Regions from separate parts of the Homo sapiens genome. Here region 2 is linked to region 1. A link is a loop called in an ENCODE intact Hi-C map of the cell type or tissue named here. Cell type or tissue: heart right ventricle. All regions are shown on one strand. Links, peaks and the distances in the headings refer to the core of each region. The heading gives the core; the rest is flanking DNA.

Region 1 (5,373 bases), core at 229-5,228:
AGTGGCCCCAAAGGATGACCTCCAGATAATAGGGACATGGCATATATTCTAATCAAGAATGTGAGTGCTAAGAGGTTAGGAATTATTTTTCTTTGCTTGGATTTGAATAACTACTGGCTAAACATTAGACATAGGAAAGTACTTGAGGCCGGGCATGGTGGCATGCACTTGTGGTACCACCTACTCAGGAGGCTGAGGCAGGAGAATTGCTTGAGGCCAGGAGTTTGAGACAACATAGCCAGGCCCTGTTTCTAAAAAACATTTTTTTTAATTAGCAGGAGCTAGGTGTGGTGGCTCATACTTGTAATCCTAGCAGTGTGGGAGGCTGAGGTGGGAGGACTGCTTAATCCCAGGAGTTCAAGATCAGCCAGAGCAACAAAGTGGGACCCTGTCTCTACCAAAAAAAAAAAAAAAAAATAGCCAAGTGTGCTGGCATGTGCCTGTAGTTCCAGCTACTCAGGAGACTGAGATGGGTGGACCACTTGAGTCTGGTAGGTTGAGGCTGCAATGCACTATGATCATGCCTGTGAATAGCCACTGCACCCCAGCCTGGGTGACAAAGCAAGACCTTGTCTCAAAAAGAAAAAAAAAAGAAAAGAAATTAGCAGAGAGCTACTGGGGAGGCTCAGGTGGGAGGGGGTCACTTTCAGCCCAGGAGTTAGAGCCCACAGTGTGCTATGATCACATCTGTGAATAGCCACTGCACTACAGCCTGGACAACATATCAAGACCCCATCTCTCTTAAAAAAAAAAAAAGGTACTTGATGAAGCCAGATTGGCTGTGACACTGAATAACATTGTAAGGGTCATTATTGGGATATTAAATACATAATATGCTTGGGTCCCCCGACATGTATATGACCTTTCCTTATTCTGTTGGCATCACGCATCTGCCTCATGCAGGATTATAATTTTTGTGTCAAGAAGGCAAGGCCAGGCACGGTGGCTCACGCCTGTAATCCCAACCCTTTGGGAGGCCAAGGCCGGTGGATCACCTGAGGTCAGAAGTTCAAGACCAGCCTGGCCAACATAGTGAAACCCCATCTCTACTAAAAATACAAAAAATTAGCCAGGTGTGGTGGCGCACACCTGTAGTCCCAGCTACTCAGGAGGCTGAGGCACAAGATCGTGCCACTGCACTCCAGCCTGGGAGACAGAGTGAGACTCTGTCAAAGAAAAAAAAAAAGGCAAAGAGAAAGAGTAAATGTTCAATTTTTGCAGTCTAGTCTTTGCTTTTGAAATTTTCTGAGACCACAGACTTGCAAAATAGGCTTTTGAAGAGATAGGGTTTTCTAAATTCCAAGTGTTCCCTCTTTATTTGAATTAAATAATTCATTAAAATTATTATTTTTTAAATGAAACAGGGTCTTTGTCACCCAGGCTGGGGTGCAGTGGTGCATAGTTCACTGCAGCCTCCAACTCTTGGGCTCAAGTGATCCTCCTGCCTCAGCCTCCTGAGTAGTTGGGACTACCAGCATGAAACACCATGCCCAGCTAATGTGTTTTTTGTAGAGATGTTGCACAGCCTGGCATTGAACTTGTGGCCTCAAGGATCCTCCTGCCTTGGCCTCCCAAAATGCTGGGACTACGGGTATGAGCCACCACACTCGGCCCCAAATGCTGTCTTTTTTTTTTTTTTTTTTTTTTTTTTTTTTTGAGATGGACTGTCACTCTCTTGCCCAGGCTGGAGTATGGTGGCATGATCTCGGCTCACTGCAACCTCTGTCTCCCAGGTTCAAGCAATTCTCTTGCCTCAGCCTCCTGAGTAGCTGAGATTAAAGGTGCGCACCATCACGCCCGGCTAATTTTTGTATTTTTACTGGAGACGGGGTTTCATCATGTTGACCAAGCTGGTCTCGAACTCCTGGCCTCAAGTGATCTGCCCACCTCTGCCACCCAAAGTGCTAGGATTACAGGTGTGAGCCACCGTGCCCGGCCTCTCCCTCTTTATATTTTGAGACAAACCTGGCTGGGTCATAGATTGTTATAATGGCATCATTTTGTTGTTGTTGTTGTTGTTTGAGACGGAGTCTTGCTCTGTCGCCAGGCTAGAGTGCAGTGGCAAAAACTCGGCTCACTGTAACCTTCGCCTCCCTAGTTAAAGCAATTCTCCTGCCTCAGCCTCCTGAGTAACTGGGACTACAGGCGCCCACCACCACACCCGGCTAATTTTTTTTGTATTTTTTTTAGTAGAGACGGGGTTTCACCATGTTAGCCAGGATGGTCTCAATCTCCTGACCTCGTGATCCGCCCGCCTCAGCCTCCCAAAGTGCTGGGATTACAGGCGTGAGCCACCGCGCCCGGTCATGTCTACGAAAAATACTAAAAGTCACTACTAAAAACAGAAGAAATTAGCCAGGGGTGGTGGTGCGAGCTTGTAATCCCAGCTACTCTGGAGGCTCAGGCAGAAGAATCGCTTGAACCCGGGAGGTGGAGGTTGCAGTGAGCCGAGATCGCGCCATTGCACTCCAGCCTGGGCGACAGAGCAAGACTCCATCAAAAAAAAAAAAAAAAAAAAAGAAAAGGAAAAAGAGAGAAATTCTCTGGATTTAGGATGTCATTTCGGTTTCTTTATCAATTTGGCTCCCTCTAGAGGTCAGTTAGCAAATTTTAGTCAGCGCGACTTAAACACCTTGGCCCTCTTAAAACAGTAATTTCTCCTAGGAAGGTTTTGGAGAAAATGATTGAAATTGATTAATAGAGTCTATTTTTTAGCAAACATTATATTTAATTTTTTTGTTTAAAATTACTAAGGCTGCCAGATTTAGCAAATAAAAATACAGGACACCCAGTAATATTTACAGTTCAGATTTAAAAATTAATTTTTTAACCTAAGAATGTCCCAAATACATTAATCCAGCAACTCTGTATATCTGTATATAGAGACATACACTATATATACAGTGTTTTACTCCTCATTTGTTAAGTGAGGATTCTGAGGATCAAAACATCCAACTCCAGCCTCTCATTTTCCCAACATTCCCATGGCTTGTTCTTGTTATTTCATTCTAAGTTTTCTTCTAAGTTCTCAAAAGAAATCAGATCATAGGTCTGGTCAGATAACTTGATTTTAAGCTCCAAAGGACCTGAGATATTGAAGGAAACCAAAATATTTCACCCCAAAATATCCTTTGTTGACATATTTTGAGATAGCTCTTCAGAGAGCTAAGCAGCCCTGCAAAGCTGTCTTTTGCGTTGAGCTTTTTGCATCTGTAGAGCAAATCTGCATCCCTGCAGCCAGGCTTTCTGAGGTCCTCCCTGGTCCAGATCTAGGAAAGATGAACTGAGAGTCTGACATCTCTCAAGATCTGAAAGGAATATTTCCCACCTCTTCTCTCTGAGGGCTGCTACCCGTGAGGTTTCAGCTGCATAACAAGACCACCTTTGCTAGCCAGGCGTCCTTTTCTCTCCCATCCATAATCTGTCTTGCCACTGTCACCTGACTTACCACCATAAACTTTTTGGGGCCATGCTCGGAGCCCCCATTTTTTCTGTAATCTCAAAATGGTAGAGGCTGGGTGTGGTGGCTCACGCCTGTAATCCCAGCACTTTGGGAGGCCGAGGCGGGCGGATCACAAGGTCAGGAGATCGAGACCATCCTGGCTAACACAGTGAAACCCTGTCTCTACTAAAAAAAATACAAAAAATTAGCAGGGCGTGGTGGCAGGTGCCTGTAGTCCCAGCTACTTGGGAGGCTGAGGCAGGAGAATGGCATGAACTTGGGAGGCGGAGTTTGCAGTGAGCCGAGATCCTGCCACTGCACTCCAGCCTGGGCAACAGAGCGAGACTCCGTCTCAAAAAAAAAAGGTAGAAAAGTCTGGGCCTGGTGGCTCACACCTGTAATCCCAACACTTTGGGAGGCCCAGGTGGGTGGATCACTTGAGGTCAGGAGTTCAAGACCAGCCTGGCCAACATGGCCAAACCCCATATCTACTAAAAATCCAAAAAATTAGCCGGGTGTGGTGGTGGGGTATTCCCAGCTACTCTGGAGGCTGAGGCATGAGAATCACTTGAACCTGGGAGGTGGAGGTTTCAGTGAGCCGAGATGGCACCACTGCACTCTAGCCTGGGCAACAGAGCGAGACTCTGTCTCAAAAAAAAAAAAAAAAAAGGCAGAAAAGCTTCTGTGCTTCACTGGGAAGCTGGGGTGATCGTTCTGTGATTTTCCCCTATGCATGTTAATAGATTTGCAAGCTTTGTCTCTTAATAATCTGCCTTTGTCTGTTGATGTTCAGCAAACCTTTGGGAAGGTTTCCCTTGGCCCCTACAGTGTTGGCGTCACAGACAGGATCCTAAAGCTGCTCTACTTTTCTGGAAGCCACAGTCCAGGGAACCCAGGACCTGACAAAGCATCAGAAGGGTAAGAAATTCCTACCAGCCAGGCTTCCGGCCTCTCTCCGTGAAATCCGGTCAAGCAGACAGCAGAAATCACTGTTTGTCTCTTTTCCCTTGCCTAAAATCTTGATTAATTGGAGAAAAGGATTTGTGTGACTAGTCTTGGGTTACGTAGCGATTCTGGTATATTTTTAGGCATGAATATTGGTATTGTCTGATCCTTTTTCTCTCAGTCTTTTCCCTTGTATTTTGGTATTGATCTGTCATAAAGAGGGGTGCCCTAGGGTAGAACATGGATCTAGAACCCCCAGAAGCCCACTGTGCCAGCTGGCTCTGCAGTTTTTTTGTTGTTGTCATTGTTTTTTTTTAGATAGAGTCTCGCTCTGTCACCCAGGCTGGGGTGCAGTGGTGTGATCTCAGCCCACTGCAACCTCCGCTTCCCAGGTTCAAGCGATTCTCTTGCATCAGCCTCCTGAGTAGCTGGAATTACAGGCACGCGCCACTGCGCCCGGCCAATGAGTCCTATTTATAAGGTGCTTTTGTTGTCTCAACCCCTGCTGCCTGGTTAGTCCTGGGAAAGTCCAATCCCAGGAGAGCCTGCCTCGTGTCACAGATTAATAGGTGTATGACTGGTGGCCCCCCATAAATGTGTGGGATACTAGAAGCACTGTATGTAAAAACGCCATCTTTTATCATCTGTGGCAACAAGAGTCTTTTGCTGCCTTAGTCTATTCCTGGGAGTGAATTTGTGAGGATGGGGATCGTTGAGGCTGCCTGTTCTATGCCCTCTCCAAGAAGCACCTCTTGTTTATTGGTAAAAACTTCATTGAAACCTGGAAAATAACCTCCTGGGCATTCCATGAAGAGGCTTATTAGATTGAGTTGCTATTTGCATAAGTACATCTCGGGAAATTCTTTTTTTTTTTTTGAGACAGAGTCTCACTCTGGCACCCAGGCTAGAGTGCAGTGGCTCAATCTCGGCCCCCTGCAACCTCCGCCTCCCGGGTTCAAGCAATTCTCCTGTCTCAGCCTCCCAAG
Region 2 (5,373 bases), core at 320-5,319, 370 kb before region 1:
GTCCGGCGTCCCTCCGCGTGGCCTGAGGCTCCGCTCTGCTTCCGGATGGAGGGGCTTGTGGGGGGTCCCGGCCTCCTGCGCATCCGCCGCCGCAGGCTGCAGACCAGGTCGGCGAGGCCCAGCAGAAAAGACAGCGCGCTGACCGCCCAGAGGAACAGCATCAGCAGGGACTTCTCTGTGGGCCGCGACACGTAGCAGTCCACCACGCCCGTGCACGGAGGGCGCGTGCAAGGGAACTTCTTCGGGGCCAGGAATCCAAAGAGAAAGTAGTGCAAGGCCCCGAAGGCTGCCTCCAGCAGGGTCCGGAGGAGGAGGTGGATGATGTAGCCGGCCGAAAAGTCGGGCACCTGGAGGCCGCCGCGCTCCCCGAATGGCCGCGGGCAGCGTCTCTGCCCGGAGGCCGGCTCCCGGGGGTCGGGGCAGCGGCGGGGGCCCAGCGCGGCGAGCGTGGCTCCTCGGTGCAGGACATAGACGCTGAAGACGGCGGAGGGGAGGAGGACGCACACGCCCTGGATCAGCCAGAACCGCAGGTGAGACACGGGGGAGAAGACGTCGTAGCAAACATTGGCGCATCCCGGCTGCAGCGTGTTGCAGACAAACCTCTCCTGCTCGTCCTGGTAGACGGGTCGCCCCGCCAAGACAATCACCAGCATCCGCAGCAGCATCGTGAGGACGAACCAGAGCTTTCCTGGAAGAGAGGAAGCGGGCATGGCCTCATCACCCCGAATACACTGCCCTGAGTAACAGCTTTAAAGTGTCTATTGGGGCTGAGATTGGGAAATTGAAACGTCAATAAGCATGTCTTTAGTTTTCTGTTTGTTTGTGTTGTCGTTGTTGTTGTTGTTGGACACAGGGTCGTGCTATATTGCCCAGGCTGGTCTTGAACTCCTGGCCTCAAGTGCTCCTGCCGCCTTGGCCTCTTGAGTAGCTGGGATTACAGGCATGAGCCACCACACCTGTCAGCTTGTCTTTACTCACAGCATCAGGTAGTTCATTTGACAAATATTTACTGAGCACTGAACATCCTTGTTTGTAAGATGCTTCAAGATGAGTAGATTTTTAAAAAGCATTATATTAAAAGTGTTTTAATCTGTCTGCTAATTCAGACTTTTGGTAATGTCTCCTGGACTGATAGGTCCAGAAAGAAAGTTTGGCTGAGCAAATTAATGATTTAAATAAGATTTAAATTTTCTTCTTAGGAGAATAAGCCTTTTAAAAGAGGTTGGTGTATTTCTGTAACTGCCAATTCGAGCTGCTGATTTCAGTAAATCTTACTTATGACAACAGTCCAGGGATCTCTATTTAATCACAGGGCTTGTATTTAATGTTAGTCTACGGCCCTTGAAATTGAATTTCTTTATGAACATTCCATTTTTCAGATTTTTTAATCATTCAGAATTCCTCTTCCCCTTTTCCAGTTATTAGGAATGAATGGGGCTTGTCTTTCTTCAATGTATCGTGAAGGAATGACACCAAGCTAGAAAACCAAAATAACTGTCAAGCCCTATTTTCATGGCACCGGCCAACTGTTTCGAAACATGTTTAAAACTCAGCCAAAATAACTTGTGAATATTGTGTTTTGTGATGAGAGAAACATCGCCTGACATCATAAAAACAAAACAAAAATAAATATGTAAAGACAGTCAAACAAAGAATAATATCATTATGTGATGAGTCATTGAGTTGAACTTTTAACATCAAGTTGGTTTTGTCTAAATCTACAAAATAATGAGCCAGAAAAGTATCAACTGCATCTCCGGCATATATTCATCCTTTTCTGACCCCCATACCTCTCTGAAAATGTGAGTCGTCTGCATTAAACAAAAATCTATTATTTTCTTTGTTAAAAAAAATAACTAAACTTGGGATTTGGTTTAAAGTGCACAAGAGAAATGGCTACTCCTTAAAAATTAAGCTTCCAGGCCAGGCGTGGTAACTCACGCCTGTAATCCCAGCACTTTGGGAAGCCAAGGCGGGTGGCTCACGAGGTCAGGAGATCGAGACCATCCTGGCTAACACGGTGAAACCCCGTCTCTACTAAAAACACAGAAAATTAGCTGGGCGTGGTGGCAGGCGCCTGTAGTCCCAGCTACTCGGGAGGCTGAGGCAGGAGAATCACTTGAACCCGGGAGGCAGAGGTTGCAGTGAGCTGAGATTGCATCACTGCACTCCAGCCTGGGCAACAGAGTGAGACTCTGTCTCCAAAAACAAAAAAAAAAAACCAAGCTTCCAGAATAAAACCTAAAGGTATCACCTTCTGATTAACATTTGTTGTTCTGTTCCTTTTCCTGGTAACGTAGCCACACCAGGGTTGCACACAAACACCCCTCCACCTGCTTTGGTCTTTGGAGTCAGCACCCCAGTGTCAGCACAGGATGATCTGTGAGAGAACAATGTCAAACGCAAGACTCCCTTACATGACGGAGGAACCGCGGAACCATTCAAAGAAACTAGAAGCCTCAGCTCTCTTCCCTCCAGAAAGGCACAGCCCTTTCTTTTGGGAGTGGGTGGACTTTCAGCTTGGTGCTTGCACACTGAAAATGAGTAAATACCTGGACCCTTTAAGGACTCAATTCCACCATGGCAGTGGAAATAAAAACAGCGCAGGAGTTTGGAGATGGTCCCAATACTCACCCACCATGGTCACGTTGCAGTTTAATGTGATGATGAGAAACCCTAGCAAGTCCACGCCTTCCATGCTTCCAGAATGTCCCAGGCTCCAGGCTGCAGGAGACACTGGAGGGCTGTGTTCTCCAAGGAGGCGGATAAATGTCCTTTAACTACATAAGACTTAAAGGTGTGAGCTGGAGATAAGAAAGCAAAGGTCTGAGCCAGGAGTAGGAGGTGGGTTTTTCTGTCTCCAAGTTGAGACGGCCCTAAGCCGTTTGCCTCTGAGGCGAAACATTCCTGACAACTGCAGTGACCAGCAGAGCAAGCAGCAGTCATCTCTTATTGTGGGCTATTCTTACTCGCCTGGGATATTCCCGGCCTGTGGCAGCGCTCATATGTCCCCACCAGGACAGCCAGATGCTTCAGGATATAATAGCAGCAACTACTTTTAACCCAAGAAAGAAAACTTCTGCTAACTAGCCAAGTAAATTTCTCTATTAAAAAGGCATTTCCTCCTTGAAAACATTTCCACAACCACTTCACTTGTGCAAGAAGCCCTTAAAGTGTTCACGTTTTGTCTTCTCAATCAAGCATGAATCGCCATGCCACCATCACACGAACCCACAAGGATCTCGCCCTTATTCTGAATTCCTGTGTCATTGGTGCAGGCAGAAATCTGAAACTCAGTTGGGTGTCCCAACTTTAGACCGTGACTTGGTTATTCTCCTGCTGCTTCCTGTGCAGTGAGTGACAACTCTTCGCTTGGAGACAAAAGCCTGGGTGCAAAGCCCGGGGCAGCCCCCTACTCACTGGGGAAGTCATTGGATCCTTCCAGATAGCCTCATCTTGCAATAAGGAGAATCATGCCATTCCACTTGCCATTTGTGGGAGGCTTATGTGAAATGATGGTGTAGAATAAGAGCAACTGGTGTGAAGTGGGTGTACGACAACCCATATCCGTGGGATTTCAATCCCTAATTGGCCTCTACGACCTTCACAGATTACATCTTCCCTTTGTATCTCCCAGCCCCATCTAGCCTGGAGCTGTTCCCATTGAATCTACTTAATAAATGTCTGTTAAATCTGTCATGAAATATCACGGTCTGGACCTGCTGACATCAATCACAGTTGCGTCAAAATCCTATCGCTGCAGCCACCTTCATATCTGGGAAGAACCCATCCTGCAGGGTTGGGGATCTATGATCAGGGTGGAAATTGTAAACTTTAAAAGGAATGATTTCAATTTTCCATGAAAGCTATTCTTTATATCCCCATCTTTTCTTCATTTCTGATCTATTCTTGACTTTAGTAATATCCCTAGAAAGATTCCCAGAAGAGTGCAACAAAGCTACTTTCATCTTTGCTCACATGACATGCTCCCATCCACGGAAAACGTTTTGACCCCCTTGAAAGGAACAGTGGTTTTGCTATATTTTAGTCAAATGCTTCGACATGAGCAAGGAAATTTGAGAAATTGTAGTTAAGTAAAAATATTGAAATAGTCACAGGGTGTAAGTATAAAATAAAGGAGAATTTGTCTCCTAATAGACTGCTCATGGTATTGGCTTTAAAAAAAAAATGAAATATCAGGAAAGCAATTACTGACTCTTGCTGTGTGATAGAAATAGCCCATCCCAAATGTGGAATAAATTAGCCCTGCGCGACCATGAGCAAATCACTGCAGCTTTTCATGCTTCGGTTTTCTCATCAGTGAAGCAGAAAAAAAGAATGTGTTCTTCACCCACTCACAGTGACTGTGATATGCAAATGTGACCAGAGATGTGAAAATGATTTTGAAATGTAAAGAATGACCCAGTGTCAGTGACAGGCGCTTCTCAGGGTTGGCTCCTCTGGTCCCACCCTTCAGGGCATCTTCTGAGCAGCCCATGCCCACCCATCTCCCTTCTCATCCTGGTCACCTTTGCTCTTCCTCCTTGAAGTCTACCCCATCCCCATTCCTTGTCTTTTTTCTCTTTCTCTTTTTTTCCTCTCTCCTGCTAGGTGACATTTTGCTTTACTTGGAAATCTAACTCTGGTCAGGCGCGGTGGCTCACGCCTGTAAATCCCAGCACTTTGGGAGGCTGAGGTGGGTGGATCACCTGAGGTCAGGAGTTCAAGACTAGCCTGGCCAACATGGCGAAACCCCATCTCTACTAAAAATACAATAATTAGCCGGGCATGGTGGTGGGCACCTGTAGTCCCAGCTACTTGGGAGGCTGAGTCAGGAGAATCACTTGAACTCAGGAGGCGGAGGTTGCAGTGAGCCCAGATCACACACCACTGTACTCTAGCCTGGGTGACAGAGCGAGACTACATCTCAAAAAAGAAAAGAAATCCTAACTCCAGTGGCTACCTGAAGCTAGCTGGAGGTAAGGGAAGCAGAGAAGGTGGAGGCATCTGGGCATCAACTCCCGACTCTCTGTAAGAGCATCCCAGCACCGATGGGAAGGTTTCTGTATGTGTCTGTGGATTAGAGAGAAGATGTGGGGAGTGCTGTGTTCAACCCATGGCCAAAGAAACCAGCTGGGAGTCGGGCTGAAGTGTACAAGATGCCAAACTGGGATAGTTCACTAAACGCAAGTGGTCAGCATGGGCCCTGTGGCTCACATCTGTAATCCCAGCACTTTGAGAGGCCGAGGATGGAGGATCACTTGAGGCCGGAAGTTCAAGTGATCACCCTGGGCAACATAGAGAGCCTCATCTCTACAAAAATGTTTTTAAATTAACCAAGTGTTGGCATGCTTGTGATCCCAGCTACTCAGG

Evidence for each region. Hi-C counts contacts between places; a loop is a spot of excess contacts. Peaks named below come from ENCODE experiments on the same cell type or tissue, not always from the same donor. Only the 100,000 strongest peaks of a DNase experiment are listed, where the experiment ranks them.
Region 2: a loop joins it to region 1, with 3 times the contacts of the local background. A loop is called at or near these places in 42 of 110 quality-filtered maps.

What each region holds. Positions count from the first base shown.
Region 1 is chr10:35,237,414-35,242,786 of GRCh38, reverse strand. LINC02634 (long intergenic non-protein coding RNA 2634) reads left to right here. Exons shown (of 3, transcript XR_930819.3): 2 at 4,236-4,360. Among named protein-coding and RNA genes, the nearest start is that of LINC02634, 4.6 kb to the left of the region's middle. In heart right ventricle, for the core only: a CTCF peak has its summit at 2,604 (motif pointing left); no DNase peak of the experiment used is centred there.
Region 2 is chr10:35,602,893-35,608,265 of GRCh38, reverse strand. It overlaps GJD4 (gap junction protein delta 4), which reads right to left and starts at 2,925. Exons shown (of 2, transcript NM_153368.3): 1 at 2,635-2,925; 2 at 1-688. The coding sequence starts at 2,698. GJD4-AS1 (GJD4 antisense RNA 1) reads left to right here and starts at 73. Exons shown (of 2, transcript NR_199600.1): 1 at 73-740; 2 at 2,301-3,704. In heart right ventricle, for the core only: no CTCF peak of the experiment used is centred there; no DNase peak of the experiment used is centred there; H3K4me3 peaks cover 613 bases; H3K27me3 peaks cover 1,744 bases.